Linked DNA regions of Homo sapiens: region 2 is linked to region 1. The links are chromatin loops, found by intact Hi-C in ENCODE. Cell type or tissue: PC-3. All regions are shown on one strand.

Region 1 (8,000 bases):
GAATCAGAGCAATCCTACAAAGCATTCCTTTGTATGGCTTTAGCAAATTACTTTATCATTTTGAATCTCAAAATAGGAAATACCAGAATTATTGAGTTTCCTCACTGAGTGGTTGAGCCTTTAAAACGGTTCTAGCCAAGCCGTTAGGTGTGTAGTCTCAGGGGTCAAACCTGGTTTGCCAACTCTGTCATTCTGGGACCACGCAACTGTTGAAATCCCCAGTTCTCCCACCTGTAAAATGAGCATGATCACATTTCCTTTGTTGTTGTGTGAATGAAAAGGGATAATGCATGTAAAAAGATTAGCACAGAGCAGGGCATGGTGGCATGTGCCTGTAGTTCAAGCTACTTGGGAGGCTGAGGGAGGAGGATCACTTGAGCCCAGGAATTTAAATCTGCAGTGAGCTATGATCATGTCACTGCACTCTAGCCTGGGTAACAGAACAAGACCTCGACTCTAAAAAAATTTTTGAATAAATACATAAATAAAAATAATGTTTTATTTTTTGTTTTGTTTTTGTTTTTGTTTTTGAGACAGAGTCTCGCTCTGCCGCCCAGGCTGGAGTGCAGTGGCGCGATCTCAGCTCACTGCAAGCTCCGCCTTCCGGGTTCACGCCATTCTCCTGCCTCAGCCTCCCGAGTAGCTGGGACCACAGGCGCCCGCCACTACGCCCAGCTAATTTTTTGTATTTTTAGTAGAGACGGGGTTTCACTGTGTTAGCCTTGATGGTCTCGATCTCCTGACCTCATGATCCACCCGCCTTGGCCTCCCAAAGTGCTGGGATTACAGGCGTGAGGCCACCGTGCCCGGCCATAAAAATAAATTGGAACAAATAATAATAAATAGGCTGGGCTTGGTGGCTCATGCCTGACATCCCAGCATTTTGGGAAGCCAAGCCGGGCGGATCACTTGAGGTCAAGAGTTCGAGACCAGCCTGGCTAACATGGTGAAACCCCGTCTCTACTAAAAAATATAAAAAATTAGCCAGGTGCTATGTCTCATGCCTGTAATCCCAGCTACACGGGAGGCTGAGGCATGAGAATCCCTTGAACCCGGGAGGTGGAGGTAGCAGTGAGCTGAGATTGGGCCACTGCACCCCAGCCTGGTCCCAAATAGATAAACAAATAAGTAAATACTAAAAAATAATGGTTAGCACAGTGCCAGCACGTAGTAAGCACACAATACATGATATTATTATCTGTATTAATTGATAGGATAACTCCCTGACACATGCGACTCTATCAGAACTGCAAGCTCATTCCATGTTCTTGCCTCACACACTCCCAAAGGTCTCAGGGACCACACAGATTCCAGGCCCATGTAGTGCCCCCTCCCAGAGCTCCATATTTTGAGAAGGAAAGAACTGCCAAAGAAAAATCCAACTGCATGCTTTTCCTATCAAAGAGAAAAACAAAAAAATGCAAAACACTTGCCGGAACACACCAGTTTTCTTCCCAGAACTTCTTAAAATTCTATGGGCCTTTCCGTCATATTCCTGGCCTATGCCTGCCACCAGGATATTTCCCGGCAGATATCGCTGGTGCCCCCAACCAGGCTCCAAGGAGAAGGAAAGGAAGGTCCTGCCAGGTACAGACGTGCCCAAGGCAGAGCTGCGCTCATCTTCTGGGCCTCATTGGCCTGCAGGGAAGGCAGAGCAGGCTTTGGGCTGCATCCAGAGTTCTCAGGAAGAAGCCCTGTTCATCTCCAGAACAGGAGACGTAAGGCTTTCCCACCACCCTGGGCATCCTGCCACCCTGCTCCTCTGGAGAGAGAAGCTCCTATGATCAACCAGAGCACCCATCGCTTCCCATGCCTCCTGGCCTTGTTCTGCTTTCTCATCTGGGAAAAGCCAAGGCTTTGTGCAAAACCCTCTTTGTGCCCTGGGGAGGGGCACTTAATCCTCACAGTGCAGCAGGAAGAGGGTGCTGGACCCACTGCTGGAGCTCCCTAAGGGCAGGGGCTGCTCAGACTCATCACTGCATGATGGGAGCTGACAGCAACCCTCCTAGCACAAATGAGGTGCTTTGAAAATGGTAGCTGCTTGAGCAGCTTATCAAGTTCTGGAGCAGTTAGATGGAAGCAGAAGAGATTGGCCCTCAGTAAGTAGCAACTGGCACCAGGCACTGTATTTTCTCATTTAATTCTCATGCTAACCCTGGAGCTATGTCTTCATAGCTCCACTTCGTAGACAAGTAAATTGAGGCTTAGAAATAACTTGATCCAAGTTGCAGGAGTAGAAAGTGGCAGCGCTGGAATGAAACCAGGTTTTTCTGACCCCAAGCCTCTTTCCCATGACAGCCCCTGCCTCTCTGGAAAGGGAGATCTGGGTCTCCGTGTTGACAAGCCTGCGGCCTGCAGACCTTGCCCACAGCACTATGCCAGGCATGGGGAGGGGGACTGAGTTCTGACCAGGAAGGCAACGCAGGGAGAAAATGCAGAATGAGGACAACAGCAAGTGGCATCGAGGAGCTGGGAGCAGGGAGGCGCAGAGGGCACGGCACAAATGTGATCTGTGAATCTGTGCAAAAGGGCTTTGGACATCCAGGCCACACAAATGCCAGGCACTAACTCCCCTCACCTCTTTGGAAGTCAGGAAGACTCTACACAGGAGGGACCTCTGAAATCCAGATAAATTGAGGGAGTAAAGGAATAATAACAAAAATCAGAGCTGCCATTGATAAATTACCTATGCCGTCCAGATATTCCACTAGGTACTGTAAATACATCATTGCATTTAATTCTCACAACTCCAAGAGGTGAGAGTTATGATTCCCATTTTACACTTGAGAAAATTGGGGCTCAGGTCAGGTCACTGACCCATAGCTGGCAAGTGGCAGAGTCAGAATTTGCACTCACATTTGACTGATTCCAGTGACTGCCCTATTCATAAGCCCCAAAGGCTACAGATACCGGCAGATTATGCACATGAGGAAAGCAGGGTGGGCTTAATAGGAAGAGGTGGAGAGAGCAGAAAACCCCAGAGCATGTGCTTCATCTAAAGGGGCAGCTGCTCCTCAGCTTCAGCCAATTCTTGCCATTTGAGAATGTGGATCCAGTGTGGCCAGATCTTTCCATGTCAAGATAAGCCAGAAATCATTTATATTTCTGGGTGTAAAATCTGATTTTTAAATACTGGAGAATAATGTTTAAATTGTTTAAACACATAGAAAACTAAACAAGTCCTGTCTGAAAGACAGATATGGCCTCAGGTCAACATTTTGCAATCTCTGTTCCGCAATGTGGGGTGGCAGAGGGCACCCCATCCCTAGAGATGTCAAGCATATTCTGAACAACAGACCCCAGGGGATGGTGGAGAAGCAACTGGAGGGGATGCTGCTGAGGACGGACCTGGTAACCTTTAAGATTCCTTCAAAGGTTTGAGACCAGCCTGGCCAACATGGTGAAACCCTGTCTGTACTAAAAAAATTAAAAAATTAGCCAGATATGGTGGCGGGCACCTGTAATCCCAGCTTCTTGGGAGGCTGAGACTTGAGACTCACTTGAACCTGGGAGGCGGAGGTTGCAGTGAGCCAAGATCACCCCACTGCACTCCAGCATGGGGCTACAAAGTGAGACTCTGTCTTAAAAAAAAAAAAAAAAAAAAAAAGATTCCTCCAAAGCTTGAGACTGCATGAATCCAGGAATTGGCAGAGTGGAGATGGGCGGGATCCCTAAGCAAGGCAAACACTATGAGCAGAGGCGTGGAGCCAGGAACAGTCCTTTTGTCTTCATTCACTCCCTATTCTGAAAGCCTTCATGTCTTCCCCCTGTCTCCTCATTTTGGTGATGGCTCTGCCCTAAATCCCTGGCCTAACCATCAGTTGCAATGGCTCCAGGGAAAGGCACCCTCACCGCTTCCTAGACCTGCCTCCAGATCTCTCTCCACCTGCCTCAGCCCTGCCTCTCCTCTCTGAGCCACCTCTCCAAACTCTCATCTTATGTGTAATTTTAGCTACCCAACCCAGGTGACCCAGACGATGGTGGCCTGCCATTTGTCTTTTCTCTTCCAGATAATCCACATGCCCCAAATATTTATTCCCCAAGTACTCATTGCACCCCCACTATCCGTAGAGCTCTGTGCTAGGCATGTAGGGTGCCGCTGGGAACAAGACAGATGCCATTGTCTAGTCCAGTGCTGGCCATGCGGGGACTGCTCAGCAAAGACTTTTGCTAAATGGAAACAAGTGATGATAAAGTGGAAAGACTTTTGACCTCCCCCATCTCTCTGGCTTCAAGACCCTGCATCTCTTCACCCTACAGACACCCAGTCCTGTCGATCCTACTTCCTTACTATCTCTCCCAGGCATTCAAGGAGGCACAGTGGGGAAAAGCCCTGAGGACCCGAGAAGAAGGTAGTTACAGGTGGCATCTTTTCTTTTTTTTTTTTAATGTTCTCACTCCCCCACCCACCATGGCAAAGGTCCCACTTGCAGACACACTCCTCCTGAAGTTGGAAGCTGGCCTTGCCTCTGCCATGGCAGGCAGCCCTGAGTCAGCTGCCAGGACCTGGGGTGGAGTACAAATAGCCCCAGGCCCCTTCAGGCAGACCAAGAGCCAGCAACTCACCCCCTGGGCACCCAGCCAGGCTTCCTTCAAGCCAGGGCCTGAGCACATGGACCCTAATCGGCGAAACCCCCCACCCTTCCTTTGCAAACACCCTTGTGGTCAGCTCAGGGCGGGCCGACAGGCAGAGCTGATCTCCCCCGTGCTCCCTGAAAGCCTCCACACTGAAGGAGCTGGCGCAGGACCGCTCAACCCCGGCCAAGAGCAGCCCGGCCATCTGAGAAGGGCTGGGAGCTGCCCTCTGGACAAGGAGCGGAGCTCCGGGATCTGAATAGGACGCTGACTCTGGTGGACTCCCGCCTGCATGTCCTCCAGTCCTCTGCTCAAAGGCCTGCTCCCACCTACTGCGATTACACACATACACCCCAGCACTCCTGTTTATGCCCCTTATCATGCTTTATTTTTTTATAGGATTAAAAAAAATTTTGTTTTGCCATTTGGCATATCATAATGTATATTATTCATTTGTGGGAAATTCACTAGGATGAAAGTTCTATGAGGACAGCAATCTTTTTGTTCTATTCCCTACTATATCCCATTTCTAGCTGCTAATAGGTGCTCAGTAAACATTTGAAGGAGGAGGAAGGAAAAGAAGGAAGAAAGGGAGGGTGGGAGGGAGAATCTTTAGAGAGGGTAGGTCTGGTTAGCCTTCTTCTCTTCCCGGCTGGCATCTCTCCTTCAGAACTACCCCAGACTGGTGGCCTTATAACCTTTTGGAGAAATGACTTTAGCAGCCACTTTTTAAACTTCCATTTATCCCATTTATCTGGGGCTCACTCTGTGTCAGGCAGTACAGATAGATGATCTCACTTGATCTTCTCAACAACTCTGAGGTCTGTGTCATTGCTTTGACTCAGGCTTTCTCAACCTCAGCCCTAGTGACAATCGAAGCCGACAGGTCCCTATTGTGGAGGGCTGTGCTGTGCATTGCAGGACATGTGGCAGCATCCCTGGCCCCAACCCACCAGATACCACCAGTACCCTTACTCCTAGTGTGACAACCAAAAATGTCTCCAGACATTGCTAAGTGTCCCTTGGGGTGGCAGGCAAAATTGCTTCATTTGAGAACCTCTGTGTTAACTCCACAAAGGGGGAAACAGGCTCAGAGAAGCTAAGGAAGTTGCTGGAGGCCATGACAGAGGAAGGAATCCCACCTAGGTCTGCCTTGCTTCAAAGCCAGCGTTCCCTCCGTTCTGCCAGGCCATCCTCCCTCGGCAGGCAGGGCTCACGGTCCAGGGAACTGTTACTGAGAGGCCTCTGCCCAGCCTCTGCCCAGCCCCTGCCTGTGTCCCAACGACGACAGAGCAAGGCCCCTGACGTGCGAGAAGAGCCTTCCCCAGCAGCCGCCGCTGAGTTTAAGGCCAAGCAGCTTGAAAAACACTTACTCATACCCTGGCCATGACGGGGAAACATCACGAATGATAAATCATATCTCTTAATTATCTGTGATTTCTGAGGCCGGCCAAAATTTCCTTTTCATGACAAATATTTGCTCTGAGATTTCTTTTCCCCTGAAAAAGAGAAGCAATGCAAGGAGATCCCTGGGGCTGGTCTCCCAAGTGGGAATCCCAGCATCTCTGATCAGCCCTCTTGTCCCACCCAAGCTGTCTGGAGCTAGGTTCCTGCCTGGGCATGCCTCTTCCCTCCACGCTCCAAGTAGTAAAATCCCCAGGTTTCTGTTTTGTTTTGTGTTTTTCGTTTTCTTGGAAGGGTGCCTGAATTGGAGATGTTTACTCACTTAAATGAGACCTATTTGAAATTACTCTGAGGGCGGGAGGAAGACAGAAAATAAAAGGGCATAGGGCCCAGGGTGAAAAGGCCAGGGTTCGAGTCAACTTGAAACTGCTGCAGGAAAATTTACCCCACTAGTCTAGCACCTCTTGGCATGATAAGGAGAGTGCCCAGTCTTCTCAGCCCCCATAACTTCTGGCCCTTCACCCTGCGGGGCTCCTTCTAGCTTCATCTTCCCCACTCTTCCCTTAGGGTGAGCCCCTTTACTAGCTTTTAAATACGATTTTTCACAGGTTTTTGTCTTTGCAGTGAATGCTTTTCCCTATTTTCTGCCCATAAAACTCCTATTCCTCTTCCGTAACCCAATATAAATGTCCCTTTCTTTGCCAATCCTTGCCCCACCCCGGGTAGAATTCATCTCTCCCTCTCCATGATTCCTCAGTAGTTTACACAGACATCAGTTTTACTTGGTTTATACTCTCTTGGAGATATGCATGTACCAGGCCTCTGGAGTCCAGGGGAAAAGCTGAGTGGGCGACCAGAGCAAGCCAACCGCCACTGGAGACAGAAAAAGACATTCAGGTTTTTTCGCTCCAGGGCTTTCCTGTCCACCCAGCTTGGTTTTCCCTGGTCCACTAACATGTATGACTGTCCTGGGCGCATCTGCTAGAACAAATTGCAGAGGAGCTTTGCAGCAGTCAGAAACTCTGATCCTATTTTGTTCTACATTCTGAAGCAGGTGACATGGGCCACCACATTCTTCTCTCTTTTCCTTCCTTCCTTCCTTTCTTCCTTTTCTTTCTTTTCTTTTCTTTTCTTTTTTTTTTTTTTTTGGCAGAGTCTTGCTCTGTTGCCCAGGCTGGAGTACAGTGGCATGATCTCAGATCACTATAGCCTCAACCTCCTGGGCCCAAGCAATCCTCCCACCTCAGCCTCCTGAGTAGCTAGGACTGCAGCCATGCACCACCATTCTCAGTTATTTTTTAATTTTTGTAGAAATGGGGTTTTGCTATGTTGCCCAGGCTGCTCTCAAACTTCTGAGCTCAAGGGATCCTCCTGCCTCAGCCCCTCAAAGTGCTGGGATTACAGCCACGCACCACCATGTCAGCCAGGCCACCACCACTTTCTATGAGAATATTCTGGGTTCTGGTTACACTCACGTGCCATTGTCATGAAGCTAGGCTCATTGAAGGCACTTGACCATAGTCCATCTCAATCTCTCTCCTCTTGGCATAAAAATATGGAGTGAGCAGAGTGGGGTGCCTGGTCCTGGCTGAAAGAAAGCAGAGAGCTGATATCCATCTCTGCAGGTCAGCCTCCCACTACAAATTCACAGCCACCCTACTGACTACCCACGAGCTCTGCTGAGACTCAAGGATGCTTCTCTTCTGCTCCAGTCCTAGTGATGAGGGAAGAGCAGGTCAAAAGGCCTGCCTCAGCCACCCAGAGCCAGCTCCTGCCCTTCAACAAATCCTGAAGTGCCACAGCTTATACCCAGAGAGTACCATCATACTTCCTTTGACTTGCACTGCCAATGAGAACCAGCATCTGTGGTCCCTTGCAGAAGCTGGGTTGCAGTTGGTCTGCAGAGCTCTGCTTGGCAGGCAGGCATGATGTGCGTCTGCTGGAGGTAGCACAGTGAGGCACCCTTACTCCATTATCTCCCCAATGTCCTGAGTTTATAAAACAGCAAATAGATCTGGAAT
Region 2 (8,000 bases), 230 kb after region 1:
TAGTTTTCCCTATGATAAGCTTTGCTACACTGTGCATCCTCCCTCAAAGCAGTGATTGCAGTCTGGTTTTGCTTTTGTGATTATTTGATTAATGTCTTTCTTCTGACAGTAGACTATAAGCTCCTTGTGAGTAGGGATCACATCTATCTTTGTTCGCCATTGATGTTCCGAATGCCCAACCCTGAGCCAGACACATAGCTCGTGCTCCCCAAATATCACACACGTGCGCACGCACACACACACACACACACACACACCCAGAGTTGGTCTTCTAGCTCTTACATTGTTGTAGAGATCATTGCGGAGGCAGATGGTTGAACACAGAGACCTGTGTAAACTTTCCTGTTTGTTTTTCAGGTGGATTACAGTGGAAACACGATGTTGGCCAACCAGAAAGGGAGAAATTCAAAATGGTAAACGGAGCACTCTCACTTGCAGGGCTCTCTGAAGCCTTGACAAACAACACAGAGCCAAAATAAATTTTTTAAAAGTATATCCCAGCAAAGGCATATTGACCTTGTCCTTTCAAGAATTTCCCCAACCATTAGGAAGAAAACCCTTAAGGATGGAAATTTGAAGGGGACTGAGGCAACCAGGTAATATATTATATACGCTGACAGCTTCTTAGAACTGGGAGAACACTGAGACAACGGAAACAAAGGAGAAGCAATCTGTGTTATACTAAAATAAAGGCAAAGCCACTCTAAGAACTGCTTTTGTTTAAGCAGACAACAGATTTTTTTTTTTTTTTTAAGGATCAAAGCTACTTTACAAGCTCAATTTTCAGAAGAGTTGCAAGAAGAGCTAAGGAGATAGAATGTCTCAGCCTTGAGAGCCAGCTCGTCCACTGCTCTTTACCTTTCTAATGTGAGAATATCTAGACCGGGCCACTGCTCATGCCTATAATCCCAGCACTTTGGGAGGCCGAGATGGAAGGATCATTTAAGTCCAGGAAGAAAACATTTTAATAGAATATCTAGGCGAAAGCCTTCCACCCCAAATCAAGAACTGACCTAGCCATCCTCATGAATCCTGACACTCTGGAGCCACAAAGACTGCCTTCTCTCCCTCCTCTTGCTACAAATAAAGAGCTTAGCCATGATGGGCTATGTCACAACCACACTTTCAGGAAGGTCCAGAGCTGAGATTAAGTATCCCCCACCTGTCCTGTGTCTAGGTATGAGAGTCAGCACCTTTTATATGTTGGGTCCAAGTGCACAAATGACTATCTTTCTTTTTTGAGACAGTCTCGCTCTGTCACCCAGGCTGGAGTGCAGTGGCGCGGTCTTGGCTCGCTGCAACCTTGGAGGCCTCCTGAGTTGAAGAGATTCTCCTGCCACAGCCTCCCAAGTAGCTGGGATTACATGCACCCGCCACCACGCCCAGCTAATTTTTGTATTTTTAGTAGAGACAGGGTTTCACCATGTTGGCCAGGCTGGTCTCGAAACTCCTCACCTCAGGTGATCCACCCGCCTGGGCCTCCCAAAGTGCTGGGATTACAGACGTCAGCCACTGCACCCTGCCAAGAGTGACAATTTTAACGTTGTATTGGATTTGTGTATGAGAGCCTCAATCCATTCTGCATACTGTGTCTCTACAGTGAAGTCACAGCCTCAAAGGTGTACTTAATCTTTGTCTGAGAGTCACCAACCCACCTGTGGACTTTAATCACATATCAAAGTCAATTTTTGAACTTTCTTTTTTTTTTTTTTTTGAGATAGAGTCTTGCTCTGTCACCCAGGCTAGAGTGCAGTGGCGCCATCTCAGCTCACTGCAACCTCTGCCTCCCAAGTTCAAGTGATTCTCCTGCCTCAGCCTCCTGAGTAGCTGGGATTACAACCATGTGCCACCACACCGGCTAATTTTGTTTTTTCTTGTATTTTTAGTAGAGACAGGGTTTCACCATGTCGGTCAGGCTGGTCTGGAACTCCTGACCTCATGATCCGCCCACCTTGGCCTCCCAAAGTGCCAGGATTACAGGCGTGAGCCACCATGCCTGGCCACGAGTGACAATCTTAACGGTGGATTGGATTTGCGTATGAGAGCCTCAATCCATTCTGCACACTGTGTCTCTATAGTGAAGTCACAGCCTCAAAAGTCTACTTAATCTTTGTCTGAGAGTCACCAAACCACCTATGGACTTTAATCACATATCAAAGTCAATTTTCAGCTTTCATCTGCCTTCGTGTAGAAGATTCAGAACCTCAACAGGTTCTGAACAGAGCAAACAGCAGACCTAAGCCTCCAAGTGTGTGGTAGCCAAGCTCAGACTAGAGCCCAGGCCTTCCACCTCCGCAGCCAGGCCCTGTCCCTGCCTAGCCTGCTCTGTGGCTAGACAAGACCAAACGTTAAGCCTCTACCTCCCCACAACCAGCATGCCAGGCAAAGCTGACTGGCTGCAAGCTTCGCCTTCAGATCAACCGTTTTCACTCCACATACGCTCTTCTATGGTTTATTATCTCTTAGTGGCTTTTCATCCCCACAGGCATTCCTGAGAAATCTGCAAATAGTAGCAACTTGGAAAACAAGTAGTGAGTCTGTTGGTACTATCTTTTCTTCAATATTAACTTGTTTACAGGCAGCCTAAACGGATTGTGCTGCATTGGTCTTGAACACCAAGACAACAGTATTTTGGCTGGCCCCAAGCTCTTTGAGGGCAAGAACTATGTCTGATTTATTGGTGAGACCCTGGTGCCAAGGTACCTGTCTGGCTTATAGTAGGATAACAAAATAAGAGGCTGTCCGAAACTCACACAAAATTTGAAATTGAAGCCAGGGAGAACTGGGTGAGAATCCTTAAGCAGAAGGTTACAAAGTTACCTAATCTCTGTGGGCCTCAATTATTCTCATAATTATTCTCATATAAAATAAAACAGGCATTCAGGCGCGGTGGCTCATGCCTGTAATCCCAGCACTTTGGGAGGGCGAGGCGGGCGGATCATGAGGTGAAGCATTTGAGACCAGCCTGACCAACATGGTGAAACCCCCATCTCTACTAAAAATACAAAAATTAGCCGGGTGTGGTGGCACATGCCTGTAATCCCAGCTACTCAGAAGGCTGAGGCAGGAGAATTGCTTGAACCTGAGAGGCGGAGGTTGCAGTGAGCCGAGATCGTGCCACTGCACTCTAGCCTGAGCGACAGAGCGAGACTCCATCTCAGAAAAATAAATAAAATAAAATAAAATAATACAGGCCAGGTGCAGTGGCTCACACCTGTAATAGCACTTTAGGAGGCCTAGGCAGGAGGACTGCTTGAAGCTAGGAGTTTGAGACTAGCCTGGGAAACAAAGCAAGACTCTGCCTCTACAAAAAATTGAAAAATTAGCCAGGCATGGTGGCACGCACCTGTAGTCCCAGCTACTTGGGAGGCTGAGGTGGGGGGATCCCTTGAGTCCAAGAATTTGAGGTTACAATGAGCTATGATTGTGCCCACTGTGCTCCAGCCTGGGCAACAGAGCAAGACCCTGCCTCTTAAAAATAAAATAAATAGGCTGGGCACGGTGGCTCACACCTGTAATCCCAGCACTTCAGGAGGCTGAGGCGTCTGAGACCAGCCTGACCAACACGGTGAAACCCCGTCGCTACTAAATACAAAATTAGCTGGGCATGGTGGCGTGTGCCTGTAATCCCAGCTACTCAGGAGGCTGAGGCAGGAGAATCGCTTGAACCCAGGAGGAGGGGGTTGCAGTGAGCTAAGATCACACCACTGCACCCAGCCTGGGCAACAGAGCAAGATTCTGTCTCAAAAAATAATAATAATAAAATAAAATAAACAGGCCAGGTGCGGTGGCTCATGCCTGTAATCCCAGCACTTTGGGAGGCAGATCACCTGAGGTCAGGAGTTCAAGACCAGCATGGCCAACGTGGCGAAACCCTGTCTCTACTAAAAAATACGAAAATTAGCTGGGTGTGGTGGTGGGCACCTGTAGTCCCAGCTACTCAGGAGGCTGAGGCAGGGAGAATTGCTTGAACCCGGGAGACGGAGGTTGCAGTGAGCCGAGATTGTGCCACTGCACTCCAGCCTGGGCAACAGAGTGAGACTCCGTCTCAAAAATAAATAAATAAAAATAAAAATAAAATAAATAATAAATAAAAGTAAATAAAGTCCAGGCGCAACGGCTCCTGCCTGTCATCCCAGCACTTTGGGAGGCCGAGGTGGGCGGATTGTCTGAGCTCAGGAGTTTGAGACCAGCCTGAGCAACACGGTGAAACCCCGTCCGTCTCTACTAAAACACAAAAACTTAGCCAGGTGTGGCAGCATGCACCTGTAGTCCCAGCTACTCGGGAGGCTGAGGCAGGAGAATCGCTTGAACCCAGGATGTAGAGTTCGCACAGTGAGCTGAGATTGCGCCATTGCACTCCAGCCTGGGCAACAGAGCAAGACTCCATCTCCAAAAAAAAGGAAATAAAATAAAATAATACAAATACCACCTACCTTATAGAATTGCTATGAGAACAGAATGAGATAACAATGTATATGGAGCACCAGGCAAAGTCATAGCCCTGACAATGACCATGTCCCCCGTCAATGTTAATGCAATGAAAGGATGAAGTCAAAGTCAGAGTTGTTCTTTTCTAGGAGACGAGCAAGAAATAAAAAGAAGCAACGAATGCAATTACCCAGCCTGTGAGTGGTCAGTGTTTCTTTTGCTACTTGTTGTCTGAGCTTACAGCCTTCTTTTAAAGCTGGTCCTGCCTCGTCTCCCAGCTTTTGCTTCATCTTTCTGTGAAGTCATAACTCTGGGCTGACTCTGTCTATTGACACAGAGAGGCTGTGAGTCACAAATTCAACAGGATGACTTTGCTGCAGGGTGATTGACTGGAAAATGTTCCCTCATCTGAAAAAATCTTTTTTTCAAGCAAATGGACATGCTTATTTTTGCAGCATGGAGTGCAGGCTCTTTATTTATTTGATATTGGTTTCTTGACATTCAAGTTGACCAAGGGAGGGCTCACGATAGTCATAATTTTGCCTTGTGAAGTGATATATACTTTCCCCCTCCCTCCCCTTCTCCCTTCCTGCTGACTATTATATCTAAAACAAACAGTCCCAGCACAATAGTTAGATTGCACTTGAATTTGGTGTTTACTTGACATTTACACACTGGCCATGCTGGACAGCTCAGTCATTCCAGAACAGGGCCCGGCCAGCAAGGATTGTGTTCTCCTTGTGCTCAACCCTGAGCAGGACAAGATCCTGAGACAGCTAGACAGCGTCTTGAGAAAGTGTTTTTGCTGACTCTTATGCCTGAATTACTCTTACACCTGAGTAAGTGTATGTTAGGGGAGAGGAGGGTATCAGAATGTCTTCAGTCTTGCCAGAAAATCTCTCCCTTACCCACGTGGGGCAAACTGGTGGTACCACTCTGCCTCTTCTTAAATCCAACTCGAACACTGCCCAGTGCTAAATCTCCTCAGGACTGGCTGGAGATTACTAATTTGATCAATTTCATCTCCAGTTCTTTCATTTCCTCCTCTGTGTGATAGAATTAATAAACTTTAGGCCAGGCACAGTGAATCACGCCTGTGATCTCAGCACTTTGGGAGGCTGAGGTAGAAGGATTGCTTGAGGCCAGGAGTTTGAGACCAGCCTGAGCAACACTGCGAGACCCCATCTCTACAAAAAACTTTTTGAAAGTAGCCAGGCTTAATGGTGGCTTCCTGAAGTCCTAGTTGCTCAGGAAGCTGAAAGGGGAGGATCACTTGAGCCTAGGTATTTGAGGTTGCAGTGAGCTATGATCATGCCACTGCACTCCAGCCTAGGCAATGGAGTGAGACCTTGACTCTAAAAATTAATAAAATAATAATAATAATACCTACTTTGCAGGATTATTTTGGGTATAACATATGCAAAGTATATGGGGAAGTTTCAGGCTTTTTAAAGGTTCTCTAAAAGTGTTGGTTCTCGGCTGGGCGCGGTGGCTCACGCCTGTAATCCCAGCACTTTGGGAGGCCAAGGCGGGTGGATCACGAGGTCAGGAGTTTGAGACCAGCCTGGCCAACACAGTGAAACCCTGTCTCTACTAAAAATACAAAAAATTAGCCGGGCATGGTGGCGGGCGCCTGTAATCCCAGCTGCTCAGGAGGCTGAGGCAAGAGAATGGCTTGAACCCAGGAGGCGGAGGTTGCAGTGAGACGACATTGTGCCATTGTACTCCAGACTGGGTGACAGAGAGAGACTCCGTTTCAAAAAAAAAAAAAGTTGGTTTTCACCCTCTTCTGAGGTCCATGCTTCTGGTTTCAAAAGGTAGATGGGCTCATAAAAGTAAAGTGTCAGGGCCAGGTGCGGTGGCTCACGCCGGTAATCCCAACAGTTTGCGGAAGCTGAGGCAGGTGGATCACCTGAGGTCAGGAGTTCCAGACTACAGGGTGCCTGTAATCTCAGCTATTAGGGAGGCTGAGGCAGGAGAATTGCTTGAACTCGGGCAATAGAGGTTGCAGTGAGCCGAGACAAAGCCACCACACTCCAGCCTTGGCGATAGAGACTCTGTCTCAAAAAAAAAAATCAATAAATCAATACATGTGTATTTTAAATAAAATCCGCAGCCTGCCTCTCCAGATATGACCACAATTCAGTTTGAAGTATAAGTCTTCACATTTTTTATACATATGTGAAAATAATAAAATTTATTTATTTATTTATTTACATAGGGCCTTGCTTTGTTGCCTGGGTTGGACTGTAGTGGCATGCTCATGGCTCACTGCAGCCTCGACCTCCTGGGTTCAAGTGGTCCTCCCACCTCAATCTCCTGAGTAGCTGGGACCACAGGTTCTTGCCATCACATCTGGTTCATTACTTTTTGTAGAGATGAGTTCTCACTATGTTACCCACACTGGTCTGGAACTCCTGAACTCAAGGGATCCTCCCACCTTGGCCTCTCAAAGTGCTGGGATTACAGTTATGTGCCACCATGTCCAGCCCAATCTCCTTTCGATGGACATTTAGATTGTTTCCAACTTTTCATTACTACAGAATTTCCATGTGTACTCTTATTCACTTATTTCCTTAGGCTCAATTCATAGAAATTGATTTACATTTCAACCATTTCAAATTGTTCCTCAAAAAATTTACATCAGTTTACATTCTCATCAGCAAGATATCAACATGTTGGTTTCCTTACGTACTAACCAGTACCGAATATTATGATCTTAATCTTTCAAATGTTAACATCTACATAATCAGCTTTTGGCTGGTGAAACTTTCATGGCAGTTAGTTTGCACTTCCTTGAAACTCTGAAGATATGGAAATTGTACATTATTAGAATATAATTGGAAGCCTCCACTTTGCACAGATGAAAGGGGCCTAGGGAACAGAGGTAACTTACCCATGCCACACATTGGCAGAGCTGGGACAAGAAAACACAAGTCCTAACTCCTAGTCAAGTCCAAGCCTCCTTCCCTGCATCAGACAGCAATGACACAGGAAACCCTGACACATCACTTCTTTTTTTTTTTTTTTGAGACAGTTTCGCTCTTGTCGCCCAGACTGGGGTGCAATGGCATGATCTTGGCTCACCGGGTTCTAACGATTCTTCTGCCTCAGGCTCCCAAGTAGTTGGGATTACAGGTGCCCACCACCATGCCCGGCTTAATTTTTGTATTTTTAGTAGAGACGGAGTTTCACCATGTTGGCCAGGTTGGTCTCGAACTCCTGACCTCATGATCCACCTGTCTTGGCCTCCTAAAGTGCTGGGATTACAGGCGTGAGCGACCATGCCCAGCCGTATTGATTTATTTTTTTTAAAATAAGCACGCATTTTGAAACCAGAAAAAAAAATGTACATTTAAAAAATGAAATAACAGACCGGGTGCGGTGGCTCATGCCCGTAATCCTAGCACTTTGGGAGGCCAAGGCGGGCGGATTGTATGAGCTCAGGAGTTCGAGACCAGCCTGGCCAACATATAGTGAAACCCCGTCTCTGCTAAAAAATGCAAAAATTAGTTGGGCGCGCCAGGTGCAGTGGCTCACGCCTGTAATCCCAGCACTTTGGGAGGCCA

What was found. Peaks named below come from ENCODE experiments on the same cell type or tissue, not always from the same donor. Only the 100,000 strongest peaks of a DNase experiment are listed, where the experiment ranks them.
Region 2: it touches region 1 in a loop (4-fold over the local background); 6 of 110 quality-filtered maps call a loop at or near these places.

Annotation. Positions count from the first base shown.
Region 1 is chr9:107,736,447-107,744,446 of GRCh38, reverse strand. The region is part of intron 1 of LOC105376208 (a long non-coding RNA gene); the gene reads right to left. Among named protein-coding and RNA genes, the nearest start is that of KLF4, 250 kb to the right of the region's middle. RefSeq lists enhancers at 4,622-5,122, 5,252-5,751, 5,752-6,253. In PC-3, no CTCF peak of the experiment used is centred here; DNase peaks (open chromatin) are centred at 4,536, 5,406 and 5,936; H3K27ac peaks cover 2,909 bases.
Region 2 is chr9:107,501,791-107,509,790 of GRCh38, reverse strand. It overlaps LOC105376206 (a long non-coding RNA gene), which reads right to left and starts at 4,657. Exons shown (of 2, transcript XR_930224.3): 1 at 4,622-4,657. In PC-3, no CTCF peak of the experiment used is centred here; a DNase peak (open chromatin) is centred at 4,920; H3K4me3 peaks cover 1,080 bases; H3K27ac peaks cover 2,270 bases.